Regions from separate parts of the Homo sapiens genome. Here region 2 is linked to region 1. The links are chromatin contacts, found by Hi-C or POLR2A ChIA-PET in ENCODE. All regions are on one chromosome and are shown on one strand. The core of a region is the stretch at or near the end of the contact, and the rest is flanking DNA. Distances in the headings are between cores, read along the strand shown. Region 1 holds the start of EPHX1 (epoxide hydrolase 1). Region 2 holds the start of LINC01703 (long intergenic non-protein coding RNA 1703).

What was found. Hi-C counts contacts between places; a loop is a spot of excess contacts on that map. ChIA-PET counts read pairs that join two places held with the same protein, here RNA polymerase II (POLR2A). Pooled maps may share reads with other maps.
Region 2: a loop to region 1 is called in a pooled map, with 7 times the contacts of the local background. The contact joins the promoter of LINC01703 here to the promoter of EPHX1 in region 1. A Hi-C loop is called at or near these places in 4 of 50 pooled maps. POLR2A ChIA-PET finds 5 or more read pairs at or near these places in 3 of 52 experiments (CD4-positive, alpha-beta T cell, H1 and naive thymus-derived CD8-positive, alpha-beta T cell).

What each region holds. Positions count from the first base shown.
Region 1 is chr1:225,806,463-225,812,216 of GRCh38, reverse strand. EPHX1 (epoxide hydrolase 1) reads right to left here and starts at 2,093. Exons shown (of 9, transcript NM_001136018.4): 1 at 2,048-2,093. RefSeq lists a silencer at 1,916-2,135.
Region 2 is chr1:226,081,396-226,087,149 of GRCh38, reverse strand. LINC01703 (long intergenic non-protein coding RNA 1703) reads right to left here and starts at 3,575. Exons shown (of 4, transcript NR_146920.1): 1 at 3,182-3,575; 2 at 97-354. RefSeq lists silencers at 3,175-3,754, 3,865-3,914 and an enhancer at 3,729-4,596.

The sequences.
Region 1 (5,754 bases), core at 844-3,343:
CAGGAGTCCCCTCACTTACAGACTGAGCTAGTTCAGTTTATCCAGTAGGTCACTCATCAGCTTGACCCACACTCTGCAAACACAAACATCAGGCCATTCAAGCTGGGCACACTCCTGCCCCCAGCCTTTGCACCTGCACCCCAGGCAGCAGCTTGGCTGCTCCCTAACTCTTCAGGTCTATGCCAGTGCCACCCTTCAGTGAGGCCTTCCCTTTCCACCTGGCACTCCTCTCCCCTCTTTAAAGTTTTATTTATCTCCATATTACACATCATCTTCTAACATACTTTATAGTTTACAAATGTATTTTGTTTATTATCCCTCTGCCCCTAGAACTGCAAATCCCACGAGGGCATGCTCCCCGCTGTGCCTCAGTTCCACAGTGAGCAGTTCCTAAGTACCGCCCATGCCTCCTCAGCGCCTCCTAGGTGTGGAAATTTGGGAAAGAAAAACTGCTTGGAGAGCACTCGCAGAGTTTTTGCTGCTAAGTCAGACCAAGTGGGGCCAGTGAAAGGCCCCCTATTATCCCCCAAACCTAGCTCCCTGAAGGAGGCAACCGTTACACCAGAAAACAATGTTACTTTCTGGAGAAGTGTGGCTTCCTGAAAATGTTTATTTTAAATTATGCTGGATGCAGAGGAGGCTGCACAGTGGTACCGAAACAGCCACCAACCCCAAGGTCCTCAACAATTTTCCACCAACAGCTCATCAATCCCAGCAAAGGGCTGTCCTGGAAGCGGGCCTGCCAAGTGCATGGGTCCCCCTCACCTCCCACCTCCAGCCACAAGCTGAGCCCTCACAGAACTTCCAGGACAACGAGTGTTGCCTGTAGGGGCGGATCCAGGCTTTGCGGAACCTGAAGTTTAAACAATGGGAGGTGGGCTATGGAGGGGGCATTCAACTTTAAGAAAAAAAAGTCAAAATTAGGATTACAACATTGCTAGGCACCCCACCTCCAAGATCTCGGGAGCCGCCAGGGCAAGGAAGGAGCCAGAAGCTCAGAGAAAACCGACATCTGCCAGGGAGGGAGGCAGGCGGCCACTCGGTCTCCGCGGCGCTTTTGCTCAGGTTGACCACATTCCCTGGCTTCAACTACAAGGTGAACTCCCGGGCAAGTTTCCTGTTCTACAAGAGGAGAGGGCTGGCCTTCAATCCCGAGACCAGAGCGAGGGGGTGCCGGGCGGCGGCTGCGGCAGCAGATGGAGATGAAAGCGCATTTCAACTAAAAGGTGTGATCAGTGTCAGGCCTCTGAGCCGAAGCTAAGCCATCATATCCCCTGTGGCCTGCACCTACACATCCAGATGGCCGGTTCCTGCCTTAACTGATGTCATTCCACCACAAAAGTGAAAATGACCTGTTCCTGCCTTAACTGATGACATTGTCTTGTGAAATTCCTTCTCCTGGCTCATCCTGGCTCAAAAGCTCCCCTACTGAGCACCTTGTGACCCCCCCCACTCTGCCCGCCAGAGAACCCCCCTTTGACTGTAATTTTCCTTTACCTACCCAAATCCTATAAAACGGCCCCACCCCTATCTCCCTTGGCTGACTCTTTTCGGACTCAGCCCGCCTGCACCCAGGTGAAATAAACAGCCATGTTGCTCACACAAAGCCTGTTTGGTGGTCTCTTCACACGGACGCGCATGAAAATCAGTGTTCCGACTTGGGTGACAAATTAAGTGCATTTCACCGCCGAGCGAGCCACGGCCCTGGAAGCAGAGCTCGCCCAGGCCAGGGGACGCGGTGCGCTCTCGGGGTCGCGAGCCTCCCTCCCTGCGGCGTCCGCCCACAGTCTGGGACGCGGAATTCCCTGCGAGAAGTCCGCGGTCGCCTGCAGGCTCCTTCCCCCAGTAGGCGGCACGCGCAGTCTCCTGGCCGGGGCAGGAGCTGGGGGCGGACCAACTACAAGTCCCTCTGCACCCCTGCGGGCCGACCGCAGCCCCGACCCCTCGGCGCCCCGGCCCGCCGCCCACCCCGGCGGCCGAGCCCGCGCGGAGCCCGAACCGCGTCTGCGTCCGGGGAGTGCGGGCCCGGCCGGCCCCGGGCGCTTACGGTCTCGGCTCGCAGGCTCCGGCGGCGGCAGGCGCGCGATCTCTCCGGCTCCCTGGCTCTCCTCGGCTAGTTTTCAGCAGCCCCGGCGCAGTCTCCGCCCAAGCCCGGCCTCCGAGCGGGGCGTTCCCCGGCCTGGAGGACCCGGGAAAGTCTCTAGGCCTGCCTAAGGCTCCACCTCTGCCAGGGATAAAACGGGCTACTTAAAGGGCGGTCCGCGGCCCCGCGGCCAGAAATGGAGAGAAGCGTTTGGCAGCTCCTACAGCAGTTTGATCCCGTAACTTCGTCAGTTGAATCTAAAAACAAAAATCCAAACTTGCATGATGTATGTCCTTTTTTTTTTTGGAGACAGAGTCTCACTCTATCACCCAGGCTGGAGTGCAGTGGTGCGATCTCGGCTCACTGCAGCCTCAAGCGATCCTCCCACTTCGGCCTCCAGAATAGCTGGGACTACAGACTGCGCCACCACACCTGGCTAATTTTTTAAGTTTTGTAGATACGGGGGTCTCACTTTGTTGCCTAGGCTGATCTTGAACTCCTGGGCTCAAGCGATGCACCTACCTCCGCCTCCCAAAGTGGTGAGATTATGGGCGTGAGCCACTGCACCTGGCGGTGTATGTCTTTTTAATTTCATCTTTCTAGCAATTCATTCTTAGTATATTTAACAAACATATTGGTCCGTGACATGCTTGGAAATCTAAAAACAAATTAGTGTCTTTATACAGAGAATGTGAGAAGCAATGGTCTGAAGCACTCTTGGGGGTCTTCATGGTGAGGACCAGTATAGGATGCTGAGTTCAATGCCAGGGGAGCAACCTCTTAGTGAATCCCCTCCCGCTTTGGAGAGAGCTCAGGGCCCAGGCGGGTGGTTGCTGGGGCTCTTTTAGCTTCCGTGAGAGCGTTGATCCCCAGCCCCTCATCGTTAGAAAGCCTGTCCCATCGCCTCTGCCATCACCCCTCCTTAGCTTCTCTCTTCACCTGCTCAGAGGTGCAGTTCTTTCAACCACCAGCATCCTCACGATCTCGGTGGACAGACTACAGCTAGGAGGCCACATGCAGGGCCCGTGGCTGGAGTTCTAAGCTTCTGACTGTCACCTTGCACACTTCAGGATAAGGTTCACCACCACCCACCTTCCCTTGGCCTCCAACCTTTCTGCTCACCCTGGCCCAAGAATTCTGGCCGGCAGACGCACTCACCTCACTCCCACCTCCAAACTTTTGCTCTTGCAGTACTGCCGGACAGGGTGCCCTCCTCCATCCACATGTAGAGTCCTCTTGTCCTTTAATTCTACACCCTCCTATAAAAGCTTTCTCTTGCAACTGCAGTCTCTGACATCTCTGTATTCCTTTCAGAACCTGCAGTCTGGGAGAGTTCTTTCCCCTCCCCTCCAAATAGTTCACACAGAAGCTCTGCCTCTGGCCACTTCACCAGGGGACCCAAATTCGTTACTCTTAAAACTGCAGTGATGGTGAAACAGGTAGGAGTCAGGACTTAACGCCAGAGGTGGGGCTTGGACACCAGATTGAGGACCAAATTGAGGACTAGCTAAAACAGGGACTGGGTGGAAGATGAGCATAAGATATGCCCATCATATCAGTGTGCCATGTCAGTTTACCAGGGCACGCCCCTGGAGTTATCACCCCCCTTCCATGGCAATGACCCGAGGACCCAAAAGTTACTACCCTTTTCCTAGAAATGTCTGCATAAACTGCCCCTTAATCTGCATGTAACTAAAAGTGGGTATCAACATGACTGCAGAATCGCCCAGAGCTGCTGCTCTCAGCACACTGCCTGTGGGGCAGCCCTGCACTGCAGGAGCAGGCCCCCTCTGCTGCTGCTGGACACCGCCACCTCCATAAAAGTTGCTGTCTCACACCACGGGCTCTCTCTTGAATTCTTTCCTGGACAAAGCTAAAAACCCTGCTGGGCTGAGACCCAATCTGGGGTCTCAGCTGCCCTGCATCAAAACTCTTCTAAAATTAGATATTGGTGATGGTTACATCACTACAAGTCTGTAAATATACCAAAACCCGTGAAATTTTACACTCTTAAAGGGTGAGTTTTATGGGTATGTGAATTATGTCTCAATACAGTTGTTATTTTATTTATTTATTTGTTTGTTTTTGAGATACAGTCTCACTCTGTTGCCCAGGTTGGAGCGCAATGGCACAATCTCGGCTCACTGCAACCTCCGCCTCCCAGGTTCAAGTGATCCTCGTGCCTCAGCCTCCCAAGCCGCTGGAATTACAGGCACTTGCCACCACACCCAGCTAATTTTTGTATTTTTAGTAGAGATGGGGTTTCACCATGTTGGCCAGGTGGGTCTCAAACTCCTGACCTCAAGTGATTTGCCTGCCCTGGCCTCCCAAAGTACTGGGATTACAGGCGTGAGCCACCAGGTGTGGCCAAAGCTGTTGTTTTTCAAAAACTGCATTAAAATGGCAACCTCTTGTATCCTAATACCCTCCTACTTGGTTAATCATCCATCCAGCGTTGGGCTGCGAAATCTAAAATAGTGCAAGATATTTCTAAGTACAGTCTACATATGGGCAGTGTAGAAACAAATGCATCAGAGTCCAACTCAGCAGGGCAAAATTTAGACAGATTTTCACTGCTTTTGGCTAAAAGCCATTGAAAGGTTTACGGGGCAAAAGAATGGGTACAGTGTGCTCTTTAGAATAAATTATATTGTGTAAAAAATCAGAGCAAGGCTGTTGTTCTGCATAAACATCTGGAGAGTTTCCAGGTACATCAGGTAGAATGAAATAATGTGTGGGAGGCAATCTTGGATAAAAATTGTAGATCAATTCCTGATTCAACAAAAAGGAAACAACATTGTTTCTGCCAAAAATGCACAATATGGATAGAATCATGAGGAAACATTGCACAAACCCGACATTAACATTCTACAGGCTGGGTGCGGTGGCTCAGGCCTGTAATCCCAGCACTTTGGGAGGCCGAGGCAGGTGGATCACCTGAGGTCAGGAGTTTGAGACCAGCCTGAACAACATGGAGAAACCCCGTCTCTACTAAAAATACAAAATTAACCCAGCATGGTGGTGCATGCCTGTAATCCCAGCTACTTGGGGGGCTGAGACAGGAGAATCACTTGAACCCAGGAAGCAGAGGTTGTGGTGAGCAGAGATCACACCATTGCACACTCCAGCCTGGGCAGCAAGAGCGAAACTCCATCTCGAAAAAAAAAAAAAAAATCTACAAAATAGCTGGCTTGCACTTTTCAAAAATGTCAGTGTGAAAAAAGGGCAATGTAATGAAAGATATGGAAAGACTGAGAAGCTCTTCCTGATTAAGGGGGACAAAAGAGCTGCGAAACCTCATTGCAGTGCTCTCTGTTCTAGATTGGATCCTGGCCCAGAAAAAAAATTTATATAAAGAATATTGTTGGGACAATTGGGGAAATTTGAAGGAGTTCTGTAGATTCAATAATAGATTATATTAATGTTAAATATCTTGAGTTTGAAAACTGAATTGTTTCTTAAGTGAACGTCACTGATCTTAAAAAAATGTACACTGAAGTATTCAGTTGGTGCAAAGGTATTTGCGGTTTTGCCATTACTTTCAATGGCAAAAACCACAATTACTTTTGCACCAACCTAATATTTAAGGAATCATGTTTGAAATTTAAAATGTTTCAGTGTGTACACATATATAGGAACTATATGTGTGTGTGTGTATATATGTGTGTATG
Region 2 (5,754 bases), core at 2,326-4,825, 270 kb before region 1:
TGTTCTTCTGGCTTGCTTCTGGTCCCTGGTAGAAACAGAACACCTAGTTATGGGTCGTGAAGCGGCCGCATGTGCACTGCATGTTGTCTTACTCACCCCGCCACGGGATTGGGCACGTGCAGCAGCAATCTCTAATCACGCGGAGACGGCATATGTACACTGGGCTCCAGCAGGCTCAGAAGGCACAAGTGAGCTGTGCGAGCAGGTGGCGCAGACTCCTTCGACAGCGATTCTTGCCTTATTGCCTGTTTTCCTTCATTCCTAGGACCTCATAGAAAGTTCCTTGTGTCAGCCGGGCACCGTGGTTCATGCCTGTAATTCCAGCACTTTGGGAGGCCGAGGTGGGCGGATCACCTGAGATGAGGAGTTTGAGATCAGCCTGGGCAACATGGTGAAACCCCGTCTCTACTAAAAATACAAAAATTAGCCCGTTGTGGCCTGTAATCCCATCTGCTCGGGAGGCTGAGGCATGAGACTCACTTGAACTCAGGAGGCTTAGGTTGCAGTGAGCCCGAGATCACGCCATTGTACTCCAGCCTGGGCGACAGAGCAAGACTCCGTCTCAAAAAAAAAAAAAGTTCCTGTGTCAGTTGACTGAGGAGGAAAAAAATCCAGACTTGGTTTACAGATGGCTCCTGCACAACAGAGAGTGGACAGCTGGAGCCCACCAGCCCCGCTCCAGGGTGTCCCTGAAGGACAAGTGGTGAAAGAAAATCTTCCTTGGGGGCAGAACTTCAAGAGGCACATTTGTTTGTCTACTTTGCCTGGATGGAGAGACAGCCAGATGGAGGGATCTACATAGATTCACTGGCAAGAACATGGAAGGAGGATTGGTGACAAGCAGGTCTGGGGAAGAAGTATGTGGACAGATCTTCCAAACAGGCCCAGAATATAAAGATATTTGGGTCCCATGTGAATGCACACCAAAGGGTATCACTGCAAAGGAGGCTCTTGACTATCAGCGGAACAAAGCATGTTCTCTGGAGGTCGGGCTGTCTCTTTTTCCAGCTACCATTGCTTGCCCAATGGACCTATGTAACAAAGAGGCTGTGTGGCAAGATTGGAGGCTATGCGCGAGCTCAACAACATGGACTTCCCCTCACCAAGGCTGAGTAAGTCATCTACTAACTGCCTAATCTGCCAATAGCAGAGACCAACACTGAGCCCACTGTGGCTCCTTGGGGGACCCAGCCAGCCATCTAATGGCAAATTGATTACACTGGACTTTTTCCATCATGGAAAGGACATTATACACATATTCTGGATTTGCTTTGCCTGTTCATCTTGTTTCTGCCAGCACCACCATGCATGGATTAACAGAATGCCTTCCTCACCATCCTAATACTCCACTCAGTACTGCTTCTGATCAAAAGATGAGCAGCAATGGCCTACTGCCCATGGAACAAACTGATTTTTTTGTTGTTTTTCTTTTTCTTTTCTTTTCTTTTTTTTTTTTGAGACGGAGTTTTGCTCTGTTGCCCAGGCTGGAGTGCAGTGGCGCAATCTCGGCTCACTGCAAGCTCCGCCTCCCGCGTTCAGGCCATTCTCCTGCCTCAGCCTCCGGAGTAGCTGGGACTACAGGTGCCCGCCACCACGCCCGGCTAATTTTTTGTATTTTTAGTAGAGACGGGGTTTCACCTTGTTTGCCAGGATGGTCTTGATCTCCTGACCTCGTGATCCGCCCGCCTCGGCCTCCCAAAGTGCTGGGATTACAGGCGTGAGCCACCGCGCCTAGCCTTCTTTTTCTTTTTTCTTTCTTTTCTTTTCTTTTTTTTTCTGAGATAGAGTTTCACTCTTTTTGCCCAGACTGGGGTGCAATGGTGCGATCTCGGCTCACTGCAACCTCTGCCTCCCCAGTTCAAGCAATTCTCCTGCCTCAGCCTGCCAAGTAGCTAAGATTACAGGCACCTGCCACCACGCCTGGCTAATTTTTGTATTTTTAGTAGAGACGGGTTTTCACCATGGTGGCCAGGCTGGTCTTGAACTCCTGACCTCAGGTGATCCGCCCACCTTGGCCTCCAAAAGTGCTGGGATCACAGGGGTGAGCCACTGTGCCCAGCCCTTGTTTGTTTTTAAGGCAGGATCTCGCTCTGTCACCCAGGTTGGAGTGCAGTGGTGTGATCTCAGCTCACTGTAGCCTCAAACTCTTGAGCAGGTGATCCTCCCAGCTCAGCCACCCAAGTAGCTAGGACTACAGACACACACCACCACACCTGGCTAATTTTTATTTTATTTTATTATTTTGTTTTGTTTGAGACAGGGTCTCGCTTTGTCGCCCAGGCTGGAGTGCAGTGGTGAGATCTCGGCTCACTGCAACCTCTGCCTCCACGGTTCAAGTGATTCTCTTCCCTCAGCCTCCCAAGTAGCTGGGATTATAGGCGCCTGCCACCAAGCCCGGCTAATTTTTGTATTTTTAGTGAGATGGGTTTTCACCATGTTGGCCAGGCTGGTCTCGAACTCCTGACCTCAAGTGATCCACCTGCCTTGGCCTCCTGAAGTGCTAGGATTACAGGTGTGAACCACTGCGCCCAGCCATGCCCGGCTAATTTTTGAATTTTTAGTAGAGACGGGGTTTCACCATCTTGGCCAGGCTCGTCTTGAACTTCTGACCTCGTGATCCACCTGCCTAGGCCTCCCAAATTGCTGGGATTATAGGCGTGAGCCACTGTGCCCGGCCTCACTTTTTTCTTTTCTTTTTCTTTCTTTCTTTTTTGAGACGGAGTCTCGCTCTGTCACCCACGCTGGAGTGCAGTGGTGTGATCTCGGCTCACTGCAACCTCCGCCTCCCGGGTTCAAGTGATTTTCCTGCCTCAGCCTCCTGAGTAGCTGGGGGTTACAGGTGTGCGCCACCACGTCTGGCTAATTTTTGTATTTTTAGTAGAGATGGGTTTTCGCCCTGTTGGCCAGGCTGGTCTCGAACTCCTGGCCTCAACTGAGCCGCCCGCCTTGACCTCCCAAAGTGCTGGATTACAGGCGTGAGCCAACACGCCCGGCCCCTGAGGTCACTTTCGCGGGGCAGAGGGTATGAAGCTGCGGAGAACAGGCTCGAGCGCTGCGGAGCCGGGAATTACTGAGTCCCGCGACGCGCGGGCAGGACTGGCACTGTTTTTTCCAGCTCGCGGGCTCTCAGTTCATAGTATGACATCCCCACCCATCGGCCCGGAGGCTGCTGAGCACTAACCCGATTTGTTTTCCAAAGTGCCACGCTTCACCCACTCGGCAGGATATGCGGCACCTTCAGGGCCGCAGCTGCAGCTCGCGGGCTCCAGGCGTTCGCATGGCTGGGCCAGGCGCTGGAGGCGGCCCTCACCCGTGGGACGGTGCCCCCCAGGCCCCGGGACGGAAAGGAGCTGCGGCGACGGCGGGAGAGGGCCCTACCCCCGGCGAGGCTGAGGCCTCAGGAGCGGACCTCACTGCAGGCAGCCCGGGAGGGAACGGCGGGGGAGTCCCGGGTCGTGGGGGTGACCCAGCCAGGGCTGGCGGAGAAGGGCCCGTAAGGTCGGCAAACCTGGGAGAGCGCGGGTGGCTGGAACCCCCTGTGCAGGCGGCCGCGTGGGGGCGGACCCGGTGGGCGTGGCGAGCTCCGGGGGCGTGGCCTGGGCCTTGGGGCCGCGTCACGTGACAACGACCGAGGCTAGAGGTGCTGTTGGGCGAACGCGAGGCGTCTGAAAGGATCAGTTTCGCGTTTTGGGGAAAGTTCTCTCTGGCACCTGGGGCTGGGGAGGGCGAGCCGGAGGAAGAGAGCCCGGGTGAGGCGGCGATTTCAGAAATGCCTGAAAAGGGAGAAGCCCGCCCCGGAGCCACGACAGTGGGGACGCTGGAGAGATGCTGGGGACCGGCCTCCACGACCTGGGGGGGAGGGGGGAGGGGACGAGCGGCGGGCACCCTGAACCCTTAGTCCTCGAGGCCCTGACAGCGACCCTCCCTCATGCTGCCCCCGAGGAGGAGTTGGAAGGAGCAGCTGGCCCCACGCCCCGTTTCCCGAGACTGCGGGCAGCGCTCCTCAGGAGTGTGTCCGGGGCCGGCTACTTCCTCCACTAAGAGACGAGTCGCCCGGGCCGCAGGAAGGGCCTGGTGCGCGGCCATCTGCTGACCAGTCTGGAGCTAGCGTGGTGGCTTCGGCTGCGCTGACAGTGATGCCACCGAGGTCTCTTACACACCAACAAGCTTCACAGGCCCCTCACCCAGCTAAGCCCGGGCATGGCATGCCTTGAGGGTATCCGAGGCTGTGACATCTTAGCAGAAATCCAAGCTAGCCCTCCCCACCCCCTCCACTCTACCTCCCCTTCACTTGGAATCAGAACTGTTCTATTTCAGCTCCAAATGTGATGATGATGACCAAATAAAATCCACCGTGAATTGAGCCCTCACTGTGTGTGCCCGGCTCTGTGCTAAACATTTGTCATGCGTTCTCTCACATAATCCCCGGACCTCCTACCACTTTCGTTATTTTTGCCTTGCCAGCACTAATTGTAAAACTGAACTCTTATTATTACGATGTTTTAATTGACTCAAATTTAGAGGTGTTATACGAAATCACAGGTTTGATGTGTAATGTTTCTTTTACTAATTCATATACAACATATAGACCTTGCAAATGTTTGAAACTGGCCGGGCGTGGTGGCTCACGCCTGTAATCCCAGCACTTTGGGAGGATGAGGCGGGCGGATCACCTGAGATCAGGCGTTTGGGACCAGCCTGGCCAACATGGCGAAACCCTGTCTCTACTAAACATACAAAAATTAGCCAGGCGTGGTGACACGCACCTGTGGTCCCAGCCACTCGGGAGGCTGAGGCACGAGAATCACTTGAACCCGGGAGGCAGAAGTTGCAGTGAGCCAAGATTGTGCCACTGCACTCCAGCCTGGACAACAGAGCAACTCCGTCTCAAAAACTAAAAATACATACATACACACATTTAACAAATTGGATCGGCCTTTTTTTTTTTTTTTTTTTTGAGACTGAGTTTCGCTCTTGTTGCCCAAGCTAGAGTGCAATGGCGCGATCTCGGCTCACCGCAATTTCCGCCTCCCGGGTTCAAGCGATTCTCCTACCTCAGCCTCCCGAGTAGCTGAGACTACAGGCGCCCGCCACCACGCCCAGCTAATTTTTTGTATTTTTAGTAGACACGGGGTTTCACCGTGTTAGCCAGGATGGTCTCAATCTCTTGACCTTGTGATCCGCCCCCCTCGGCCTCCAAAGTGCTGAGATTACAGTGTGAGCCACTGCGCCCGGCCCTTTTTTTTTTTTTTTTTTTTTTGAGACAGGGTGTCACTCTGTCACCCAGGCTGGAGTGCAGTGACGCGGTCACAGCTCACTGCAGCCTCAACCTCCCCGGGTTCAGGCGATCCTCTCACCTCAGCCTCTTGAACAGCTGGGACTACAGGCGCGCAGCAGCACACCTGGCTAATTTTTGTATTTTTTGTAGAGATGGGTTCTGCTATGCTGCCCCAAGTTGTTCTGGAACTCCTGGGCTCAAGCAATCCGCCTGCTTCGCCCTCCACAGTGCTGGGATTACAGGCATGAGCCACCATGCTCAGCCCTGCCTCAGTCTTTTTGATGGTTATGTGGTATTTCTTTTTAAAATTTTTTGTTTGGGTTTTGTTTTAGAGTATGTTGCCCAGGGAGGACTGAAACTCCTGGGCTCAAAAAATCCGTATTTTATTGTTTTCTTTAACTATGAATTATTTAGTTGTTTTATGTTCAGGCAGCTGGTCTGTTTCTAGTTGTATTTTTCTATTAATTTTATCTTAA